2 separate regions of the Homo sapiens genome follow, and region 1 is linked to region 2. A link is a contact called in ENCODE Hi-C data. All regions are on one chromosome and are shown on one strand. Each heading gives the region's core, a stretch centred on a gene start or an enhancer-like site at or near the end of the contact. The rest is flanking DNA. Distances are from core to core; before and after follow the strand shown.

Region 1 (5,260 bases), core at 384-2,883, 220 kb before region 2:
AACAGGATCTTAACTGTAATTTCAATCTTATGCAGATTAAAAAATTAACATTCCATTCCCAGTGATGTTGGCTTTTCCTGGTGAATCATTTGTATGTGACTTTATTTCATGGGGTCTCTAATTACATGCCTCCAGAAGACACAAGGTATCGTAGGCTGCTCTTGTGGCTACAGTTATGACAAATCATGGGAGTGATGCAATAGTTCAGAGTATCTGTGGGGTGTGAGGCAGTGTATGCTAGTGCTGCTTCAAATTGGCTCATGATTGCTGATTGTGTGCATTTCTTCCCAACTCAGGTCCAATAACTTCATACCGGTAGTCTGAAATTGGATATGGGGAGAGTATTTGCACCAAGGAATTTGGCAAACAATACCAGTCAGGGTTATTGATTGATTGACTGACTAATTTCAAGAGAGCTGGCTTACCAGTTCACCACTGGTGTGGGTAATCTATGTCTCCCAAAGAAAGAAATATGCACTTTATTCCTAATTAATATTTACTCATTTTATCCTAGCTGACCCTAAATCAGGTCAGCTGAACTGTTACCTCAGGAGCATGTAAGATTGCAGACAACATAAAGACCTGCATTTGTTGATAAATACATGAGTGCCTTCTAGGTGCTGTGGATATAGTACTGACTAAAGTCAGACACAGTACTTGCCCTCATGGTGCTTACAGCTTGCTGGAGGAGACAAATGTTAATAAAAGAATGCCATAAATACTGTAAAATTCAGCCATGGTTAAGAGCCGTGAAAGACAGAGATGTCATATTACCAGAGTGTGTAAAAGGAGGATCTGACTCAGGGAAGTAAGGGAAGGCTTTTGTAAGAAAGTGATGTTTGCCTGAGATTTAAAGGAACAGCAGGATTAAAATAGACAAAGCTAGCAGGTGCTTAGTACCTGACACACAGTAGGTGCTCATTAAAGATAAATGGTGGGTAAATTATGTTCCGCTCATGCACTGGAATCTCTGTTGAACTTTGATAGCAATTTCCTGGGAAACATGGGTTTCTTTCTATTAAAACACACCACTCCGGGATGACAGCTACGATCTCTTACAAACTGGTTTTCAGGGACCGTTAACACCTGCTCACTGGAAGAACTCCAGTTCTGTGTGAGATCATGTGATAGGAGACCCGTGGCCTTTAGCTACACATCAACCACACAAGTAGCTGTGGTTTGCAGAGTTAAAAAAAAAAGTTATTTTCCTTTTGAAGCCCAGAAACTGCCAGCCTCTGGAGTTGTTGTGACGCTGCCTTCATGTCTGGATGTTTGTTCCCTTGTGTACAGTGACTCATGTTCCATCTTGTCCCTTTGCCATATGGTTTACAGAGGTAATATTCCCTCAAGGAAACAAAAACACAACAACACAATCATCTCTAAGATAGTGGAACTTAGGTTTTGAATGCAATTGTACGTAGAATATGAGAACATTTTGCTTAGAGAAATCAAACATATCTGTAATATACAGTAAAGGTGCTTCTTTGGGGGTGGTGAGAGTGCAGGCGGATGTGGAAAGGAAGGCAGGACACAAGTGTGATTTGGTGAGAGCTGTTGGTGGATATGCCAACTGGGACCTATGGTGGGAGAACCTCGCTGCCTCAAGCACAAATGCACAAAGCTCACACTAGGGGGCTCAGGGTTCTAGGATTTATGGGTTGGGAAGGGGAAGGGGAAGGGTGTCTTCCACCATCTGGCACTCTGTGGTCCAGCTGTGTTAATCCAACCATTACTGTCCTCATGTTTAGCCCACAGCATCAACAGCTCTTTCTTTTTCATTGAATTTCATAAAGGGATATGAAAGTTTTTAATGTCAAAGTTTTGATTCCTATAACCATGTCATCCCCATAGAAGCCAAAGTCTTTCCACATAGTCATCATAAATACCCTGGCCTGGTACTTTACCTCTGTCCACATAATGAGCAGAAAGGGGTCCTCCTAATGTATATTGAATGTATAATATGTACCAAGTATTACAGTTCACCCATCATCCTGTAATCCTTCAGCAAAGCGATGAAGGAGGTGTCATCTCTATTTTATAAATAAAGAAACTGAATTGTAGTGATATTAAGTAGCTCCACTTACCCAGTAAGTGGAGAGCTTGGGGATTTGTGTCTACGTATATCTGCTTTCTTTCTACTATGCTGAAGTGTGTTTTTGTCTCTCTGGGTTTTTTGTTTGTTTGTGTTTTATTGTTTTTCTTTTCCTTTTTTTTCTTTCTTTTTTCTTTTTTTTTCTTTTTTTTTTTGCCATGGTCTAGTCATGGTGGATAAGAATTTGGAAAAAAAATTGTTTAGCTGCTTTTTTGAAACCTCGGACTAATTTTCCCTAGTTTCAACAATGAAGCAAACTCAGTAATAGTGAGTGATGGAGTTCAGAATAAACTTTCTTATCTTCTTCCAAATGTGACTGAAATTAAGTAAAAAGAGGTGCCATTGTTTTTAACACATCACTTAAATGTAAAGGATTCTGAGGGTCTGGAATGTTTAAGTGAAAGTTACCCGTGCTGAATTTCTACTGATGGAATCTTTTAAACAGAGCTGCTAAAAATGACTTATGGTGATTATCGTTGAGACTTCAAAATCCCGAGTGTATAACCACAACAGTAGTCACAGACACAAGGTGTGTAATATAGAAACACAAAGTTCAGAGGCTTTACCAAATTCATAATAAATTTAGAACCCAGTCAATCTAGAGGAAATTAGTATATAAACAAAAATAGAAAACACGTAAGAGAACAACGTTGTATGAAAGCAAAGTGAAAGCTGTTGAATTTGTCTTTCTATGGTATGCTTAAATACACAGAAACACTTTAATGCATCTGCCCAGATTAGTTGATCTTGATCTGTTCATCCCTAAAGTCAATCTGTGGCAGCACATCAGTCTCTCTGTCAGCAGCCATGGGTAACTTTGGCAAGAGGTGTGCTGGGGATGTCAAGTGGCCATTCCAGACACCCTTGCCAAGGGGCTTTCCTGCTGGCCTCAAGGAAAGATACAGTACATTTCCTGGAATTGATTAGAAATCCCTAGGCTGAGGCCAGGAGCTTAATTTTTAAAATATTCCAGACATCGCAATAAACACAAACCTACTGTTGTTGCTTTTTTCCCCCAATATTTGACTGCAGATTTGGTTGGTGCATGTCTTGTTATGTAGATCATCTACCTAAAAAATTCTTCTAAGAGCTTACCTTCACAGGCAATTTGACTTAATTTTTACAGTAATTTTAAAGCCTAACTTGTCTAGTTGAGAGGGAGGGGGAGTTCCAGGCTTGACTCAGATATGTACCAATGTTGCTATTTTAATAAATGAGCTGTAATCACTATCCTCTGCCTGTTATTTACCCTGGATAGTCTTTGCTTTGATAACCCAAAGTCAATCACATAAACTCTTTTTCTTTCTTAGGATTTTCTTGGTGAATTATTTCCAATATATACAATTTTTAGGAAAAAAGTGCCTTTAAGGCACCCTGCATACATGATTTCATTCTCAACAAGGTTGGGTAAAGCCAAAGTTAAATTTCAGAATCTAACTATGTATCTGTCAATCTATATTTATTTATTTTTGTTATTCTTCACTAAATTATGGTTTCCTATCTGTGACTAATACTGTAAATGCTACTTCTAATTTGATTGTTTTTATGGCTGTGATATCATACACAAAATATATTGACTTTTAGTAAATATTTGAGACTATTATTTATGGATAAGGGTTGAGTTGTAAATAAAACCTATAATGCAGGTTAAACAACATTAAGGAAATGTTCATTTTAAATCTTTATACTTATTGAAATTATTTGGTTATACTAATCAAATGTATGAAAACACTCAATATAATTATTATTGTAGATTTCCTTCACAGCAGAAACAAGCTATTACTTTTGGTGATTAGACTGAAGGATTACTTTGAGAGACTGAGGCGGGAGGATTGCTTGAGGCCAGGAGTTTGAGACCAGCTGGCCAACATGGTGAAACCTTGTTTCTACCAAAAATACAAAAATTACCTGGGTGTGGTGCCTCATGCCTGTAGTCCCAGCTACTCAGGAGACTGAGGTGGGAGGATAATTTGAGGCCGGGAGGTGGAGGTTGCAGTGAGCCAAGCTCCAGCCTGGGCAACAGAGCCAGACCCTGTCTCAAAAAACAAAAACAAAAAAAAAAAAGACATTTCAGGCAAGGGGATATTAGGTAAATAAATTAAAAAGGGTTTTATTATAATTATAGAGTTTTTTTAATAAAAAAGAACTAAATAATCAGCCTGTTTTCCCCATTACATGAGGTGAGTTCCCAAGTCTGCAATACAAGCTCAAAGGTCTCATTCAAAGACTTCTCACTGCTCTGCCTTCCCTCTTCATCTGATGCTTCAAACGATTCTTTGTAAGAGCATAAGTCATATAATCTGCAGTTAATGACTATGCAAAAGTGGCTTATGTTTTGAGTTCTTTTATGTCTTTGTATTTTTTTCTCTCTCCTAGGTCCTACAGATAGTAGTTGTTCCAAGAATTTGCTATAAATCATTCCTCTCGTATGTCAAGTCATGCTTGATTCACGGTATGCTGTTAATGGCCTTGCAGAAGATCTGACCATTATACCCCTTTACTTTATTCCTTTACTTTTACTACAAATGTATTTGTGCATTTCTCCAAAGAGCAATAAAGTCTTTATAGCAATAAAATAGGCACTTACTGTGATACACAGTGATACAATGAATAATTTCAGATCACATCCAATGTTAAAAGTATTTATGAAAATAATGTGGTACAAATAGGCAGAAATCATGGTAATCTCATGATTTGTCAGAATAATGTTTTCTTTTTGTTTATTTTGTTTTTCAAAGAAGTAACAATGGCAGAGACATAGCCATCAGAGTTTTAAAAAGATAAGTAGAAGGATAAATAAAAATTGCTGTATTTGAGTGAGTTCTATTGAATAAGTTATGGAAATCTTCTGGCAATTGAAGAAAAAAAATTGAGCGGCTGTAACTGCATGCACATTATGCAAATTTGAAAGGAGCAACGGCTTGTTTTGCAGACTGTGGATACCTTTCTCACAGCAAGACAAAGCTTTAGAAGGAATAAAGAAAGTTCCACTGAACAGTAATAGATCTTTAAACCTTTTTAGTTTTCAGCAATACATAACCATATCTAAAAATGAAATATTATTTTGTACTATATAGTCCTTTACTGAAATGGGTTATTTCTACTAGTCTGATAAACCCATTCAAGCCAGCTGAAACCAAGGGTGGATGTACCACCACTTAAGCACTC
Region 2 (5,604 bases), core at 1,923-4,422:
TGGCTTGGGGGGATACTGGATGACCAGAGGCCATATGCAGACTTGGCAATCCACTGGTCCCTGCATCTGGATAAGTTTCCAGGCAAGGCTGCATAGATGGCCATGGAGGCCGGTGAGTGAAAGTGAAACCTGTATCTCTGCACCTTGGCATCGGCCGCTTGGCTTCCTGCTTATGCACTATGTATATCTCTCCCATACCTGAATACATTCTGGGGGGTGGAAGTTTTACACGGGTTGGCAGCTGTGCCGTCTATCATGGGTTTGGTGGACTGCTTGACAACAGAACTGGGACAGTACCCCTATGTAGTGGACTTGGCCAATGCATTCTTCTCAATTGACATTGCTCTAGAGAGCCAGGAACAGTTTGCCTTCAGGAGAGGGCAACAATGGATTTTCACAGTGCTGCCACAGGACTACATGCATAGCCCCACCTTATGTCATGGTCTTGTTGATGATATTATGTTAACCTCTGACTCCCTTGCAGATTTAGAAGCAGCAATGCCTCTCTTGCCTGGGATTGAGATAGTGCGGCTGAAACTGCCTTCCTGGCAGCCAACCGGGCTATTCAGCAGATGCAGGCTCTATGAGTGATTGACCAAGGGTGCCCATTTGAATTTTATATGCATGTGACCACAGATGGGTTTGACTGGGGCCTGTGGCTGTGCATGGAGCACTTTAGAACACCAGTAGGCTTTTGGTCCCAACTTTAGAAGAGAGCTGAGCTCTGGTATTCATTGATAGAGAAGCAGTTAGTAACTACATATACTGCCCCTCAGGCTCATGAGAGTGTGGCAAGATGAGCTATAGTCATCATGCTGATGACTTACTCAATAGCAACATGGGTACATTTATGGCTATGGATCCCCCAGCCTGGGACAGTGCAGACATCCCTTTAGCAAAGTGGGGCACCTACTTAGAGCAGCAGAGTACACTGAGTACAAGCCCCTTAACAGCAGAGTTGCAAGAGGTCTTGGGACCTGTAGTCTTTTTTTTTTTTTGAGATGGAGTCTCGCTCTGTCGCCCAGGCTGGAGTGCAGTGGCACAATCTCGGCTCACTGCAAGCTCCGCCTCCCAGGTTCACGCCATTCTCCTGCCTTAGCCTCCCAAGTAGCTGGGACTACAGGCGCCCGCCACCATGCCTTCCTAATTTTTTGTATTTTTAGTAGAGATGGGGTTTCACCATGTTAGCCACGATGGTCTCTATCTCCTGACCTCGTGATCTGCCTGCCTTGGCCTCCCAAAGTGCTGGGATTACAGGCATGAGCCACCACGCCCAGCCAGGATCTGTATTCTTTTTTTTTTTTGAGACGGAGTCTCGCTCTGTCGCCCAGGCTGGAGTGCAGTGGCGCGATCTCGGCTCACTGCAAGCTCCGCCTCCCGGGTTCACGCCATTCTCCTGCCTCAGCCTCCCGCGTAGCTGGGACTACAGGCGCCCGCCACCACGCCCGGCTAATTTTTTTGTGTTTTTTAGTAGAGACGGGGTTTCACTGTGTTAGCCAGGATGGTCTCGATCTCCTGACCTCGTGATCCGCCCGCCTCGGCCTCCCAAAGTGCTGGGATTACAGGCGTGAGCCACAGCGCCCGGCCGGGATCTGTAATCTTAATGCAAGAGAAGGCCATGGGACCTGAGGCACCCCTAGTCATGGGTCTAGCCAAGGTGCTACTGCTGCTTGGACTGCTGTTGCAGTCCAACCTAGTACTGGCACCATATGGTTTGAAACCGGGTATGGACAAAGTAGCTAATGGGCTGAACTCAGGGCAGTGTGAATGGTGATGACCAAGGTGGTGACACCTATGGTAATCTGCACCAATAGCTGGGCAGTTTATTGAGGCTTAACCTTGTGGTTAACTACCTGCAAGTTACAGAAGTAGCTAGTTAGTCACCATTCCATGTGGGGCCAAGCCATAGGGAAAGACCTGAAGGAGGAAGGATGACCTTCTCCAACCACGTGTGGGGACAAAAGGTAACCTGTTGTTGCCTGCCCCAATGCCCCTAAAGGTAGGAAAATAAAAACCTGGCTTAATGTATAAAGCAGCATTGGGGTAACGTCACCTTGGGGTGGTTGCCCGCCATAACCTGGAGTTGTTGCTCCCTGTAGTACTGCTGTGGCCTCTGGATCCAGGGTTCTGCCCTGCAGGCATGTCTCCCACTAGAACTCCCTTGGCCTACAGGGTGGAATGTAAGGCCTATATGTCAGACCTGTGTGTCCAAAGCCTATGTCTCGCTCAGCCTAGGGGGTGGAGTGTAAGGAAAATGGATTTGCTGCAGTCAAGAATAGGCCAAAGGCCGGGCACGGTGGCTCACGCCTGTAATCCCAGCACTTTGGGAGGCCGAGGCGGGTGGATCATGAGGTCAGGAGATCGAGACCATCCTGGCTAACAAGGTGAAACCCCGTCTCTACTAAAAATACAAAAAATTAGCCGGGCGCGGTGGCGGGCGCCTGTAGTCCCAGCTACTCGGGAGGCTGAGGCAGGAGAATGGCGTGAACCCGGGAAGCGGAGCTTGCAGTGAGCCGAGATTGCGCCACTGCAGTCCGCAGTCCGGCCTGGGCGACAGAGCGAGACTCCGTCTCAAAAAAAAAAAAAAAAAAAAAAAAAAGAATAGGCCAAGGTAGATATCCAGTCCAGCATGACTGAGCAAGTTTGGAGCACAGGAGCACAACTCCACACATTATGTAATCACACCATGTGAGGCGCATTAGGTGATCACCCACATGAGCTTGTGCTTGGCTCGGACCCACTATTGTCTGTACAAGGTATAATTACCCTACTGATGCTGTACATACAGCTTGCACCTGGGCTCACTCGTGCCCAGAGGGAGAGTAAAGCCATGTCGAAACTGTCTACGATTCCTCGAGTGTTTTTCCAGCTACCCACCACTCACCCACTGACTCCCCTCAGACCTCAGTTAGAACCTGACACTGACTAAGACACAGTCATAGCTCAGAGGATGTTTGATTTCTTATCCTGGACACTGAAAGCAGTTACATGGATTCTAGCATACTTTGGCATAATTTCTCCTCCTGCATACCTTATGGGGTGAGGATATAGAATATGTCCCCGTTGCTAATCTCTAAGTGAACTCTGTACCTTTAAATCTTCATGGACAAGCATCCTTGTGGTTTTCACCAGGTGCACTCAATCTAGAACAGGAAGGAGTGTGGATGAAGTTTCTTGTGTTAAGCAATAACAGATGTATGTATCCAGTGCTGTGCCGGTCAATGTTTAAAGCTCAGCTCTGGTGGAGGTGGGGTCTAGGAAGCCCTGATTTGTAGCGTTTGCCATTTTCTGTGGTGTAAATATTTTTACCATGCTGATTTTAAACCAAAAGTGTAACATCATTGAACATACTTTGGGAAGAGATGCTACCCAGCTCTTGCAAGCTGATGCGAACTGGTTCCAGCACCTCCCAGTTTACACCCAGTTACAGACAGATTGGGATAAACACATTTATGTTACAGTGGGAATTTCATAGGTTAAAACATTACAGTAAAGAAGTTTGACGGGAAAGTCATTGTGGGGGTATTATTAGTCAGCAGGTGACTATAAATAGGAAGCACAGGTGTGTTTGTGTTCTCAGTGGAGGGCCCTGCTGCTGTTCACTCACTCCGGGTTTCAGATGCAAAGTGAAGGCAGCCTGGTGATCCTAGAATCCTGATACATTGTCACAGCGTCTGAACTATTGGATATGTTGGCTTACTATTTGCAAATAAAGCTTCAGTTATAGCTTGAAGCTTATTTTATCCTTTCTCAAATTAGTTTTATGTCGAATTAGCAACATAAGGTGAGAATGAAAAAATTAACTAAAAATGACAGAACAACTAACGTGGTTTCTTGTTTTCCTTCTTTTCTTCTTTTTTTTTGTTTTTTGTTTTATGTTGTTTTTGAGACAGTCTTGCTCTGTCTTTCAGGCTGGAATGCAGTGGTCCAATCTCGGCTTACTGCAACCTCTGCCTCCCAGGTTCAAGTGATTCTCCTGCCTCAGCCTCCTGAGTACCTGGGATTACAGGCTTGTGCCACCACGCCCCACTAATTTTTTTTTTGAAACAGTATCTCACTCTATTGCCCAGGCTGGAGTGCAGTGGCACGATCATGGTTCACTGCAACCTCCACCTCCTGGGCTCAAACGATTCTCATGCCTCAGCCTCACGAGTAGCTGGTACTAGAGGCGTGTGCCACCATGCCCGGCTAATTTTTTGTATTTTTAGTTGAGACGGGTTTTCACCATGTTGCCCAGGCTAGTCTCGAACTCCTGAGCTCAGGCAGTCTGCCCACCTCGGCATTCCAAAGTGCTAGGGCTACAGGCGTGAGCCACCATGCCCGGCCATAATTTTTGCATTTTTAGTAGACACGGGGTTTCACCATGTTGGCCAGGCTGGTCTTGAGCTCCTCACCTCAAGTGATCCACCTGCCTCAGCCTCCCGAAGTGCTAGGATTACAGGCATGAGCCACACCCCCGGCCAACTAACATGGTTTCATTGAAGTTCTCTGAATATACTCCTGAAATTTGACCAAAATCATATAACCAAATCTTGGCATCTAGAACCCAGGAGCTGGCCCGTAATACTTGAAAGAACAAAGTTTGAAGAGAGAAATATATAGAGATAATAAACAGCAGCTATTAAAGTTGTGGTACTTATAAGCCCCTAATGTGGGCTTTGATGAAAATATTAATAGTTTCTAAAAGTGGTTAGAGAAATTATGGAATGAAAGAAGTATCATAAATAAGTTATCATGGAAAACTAGTTAAATTGCAAATTAGTACCCAACTTCTTAAAATGGAATAAGTGCCAATCAAGATCCCTTATATATCTTTATTTTTCATTTAAAATTTTAATTTTATTTTTAAAAATTTTTGAGGTAGGGTCTCACTCTGTTGCCCAGGCTGGAGTACAGTGGTGGGATCATAGCTCACTGCAGCCTTGACTTCCTGGGCTCAAGCGATCCTCCCGCCTCAGCCTCCCAGGTAGCTGGGACTACAGCTACTACAGCTACCTGGGAGGCTGGTGATGCGCAGCTAATATATATATTTTATTTTGTAGAGATGGGGGTCTTGCCATGTTGTGTAGGCTGTTCTGGAACTTCTGGCCTCAAATGACTATCTTCCCGCCTAGGCCTCTTGAAGGCTGGGATTGCAGGCATGAGACACCATTCCTGGCCTTAAAAATTTTTTTGAACAATTATAAATTTTTAAACAAAGAATTTCAAAACACAGACATTATGTAGAATAGCACACTATATATTTTATAATTTATGTTCCCCATTTATGTTGCTTTTTTCAAATTATGTAATATATTAATGTATATTAATATATACTGTATATATAATGTATAGTAATATATAATGTATTTATTAATGTGTATATATATTAATGTAATATATTCTCAATGTAACAATTCAAGCAATAGAGACATTTATAGAACAAAACGTCGACATTCGTCTTCATTAACCCCACCCCCACAGGTGGTGGTAATCTCTAAGTTGACAAGCATCATCTACTTATATGATAATGCACATATACACACACCTTTTTAAAGTTTTTTACATGGATGAGATGAAAGTCTATATAATTTGTTTTTTATAAAATATAATTTATTTTCCCTT

Evidence for each region. A loop is a pair of places that touch in the nucleus more often than their neighbours do. Pooled maps may share reads with other maps.
Region 1: a loop to region 2 is called in a pooled map, with 9 times the contacts of the local background. The contact joins two enhancer-like sites. A Hi-C loop is called at or near these places in 8 of 37 single-sample maps with no recorded cell type and 5 of 50 pooled maps.

Annotation. Positions count from the first base shown.
Region 1 is chr6:135,083,929-135,089,188 of GRCh38, reverse strand. No RefSeq gene overlaps it. Among named protein-coding and RNA genes, the nearest start is that of HBS1L, 32 kb to the right of the region's middle. RefSeq lists an enhancer at 407-456 and silencers at 2,809-2,868, 2,879-2,958. Within about 2 kb of position 1,633, at least 7 of the 41 ENCODE cell types and tissues checked have a DNase peak (open chromatin) inside an H3K27ac peak, as active enhancers do.
Region 2 is chr6:134,868,724-134,874,327 of GRCh38, reverse strand. The region is part of intron 2 of LOC101928277 (a long non-coding RNA gene); the gene reads left to right. Among named protein-coding and RNA genes, the nearest start is that of ALDH8A1, 79 kb to the left of the region's middle. RefSeq lists enhancers at 288-377, 468-527, 608-687, 718-767, 778-897. Within about 2 kb of position 3,172, at least 3 of the 41 ENCODE cell types and tissues checked have a DNase peak (open chromatin) inside an H3K27ac peak, as active enhancers do.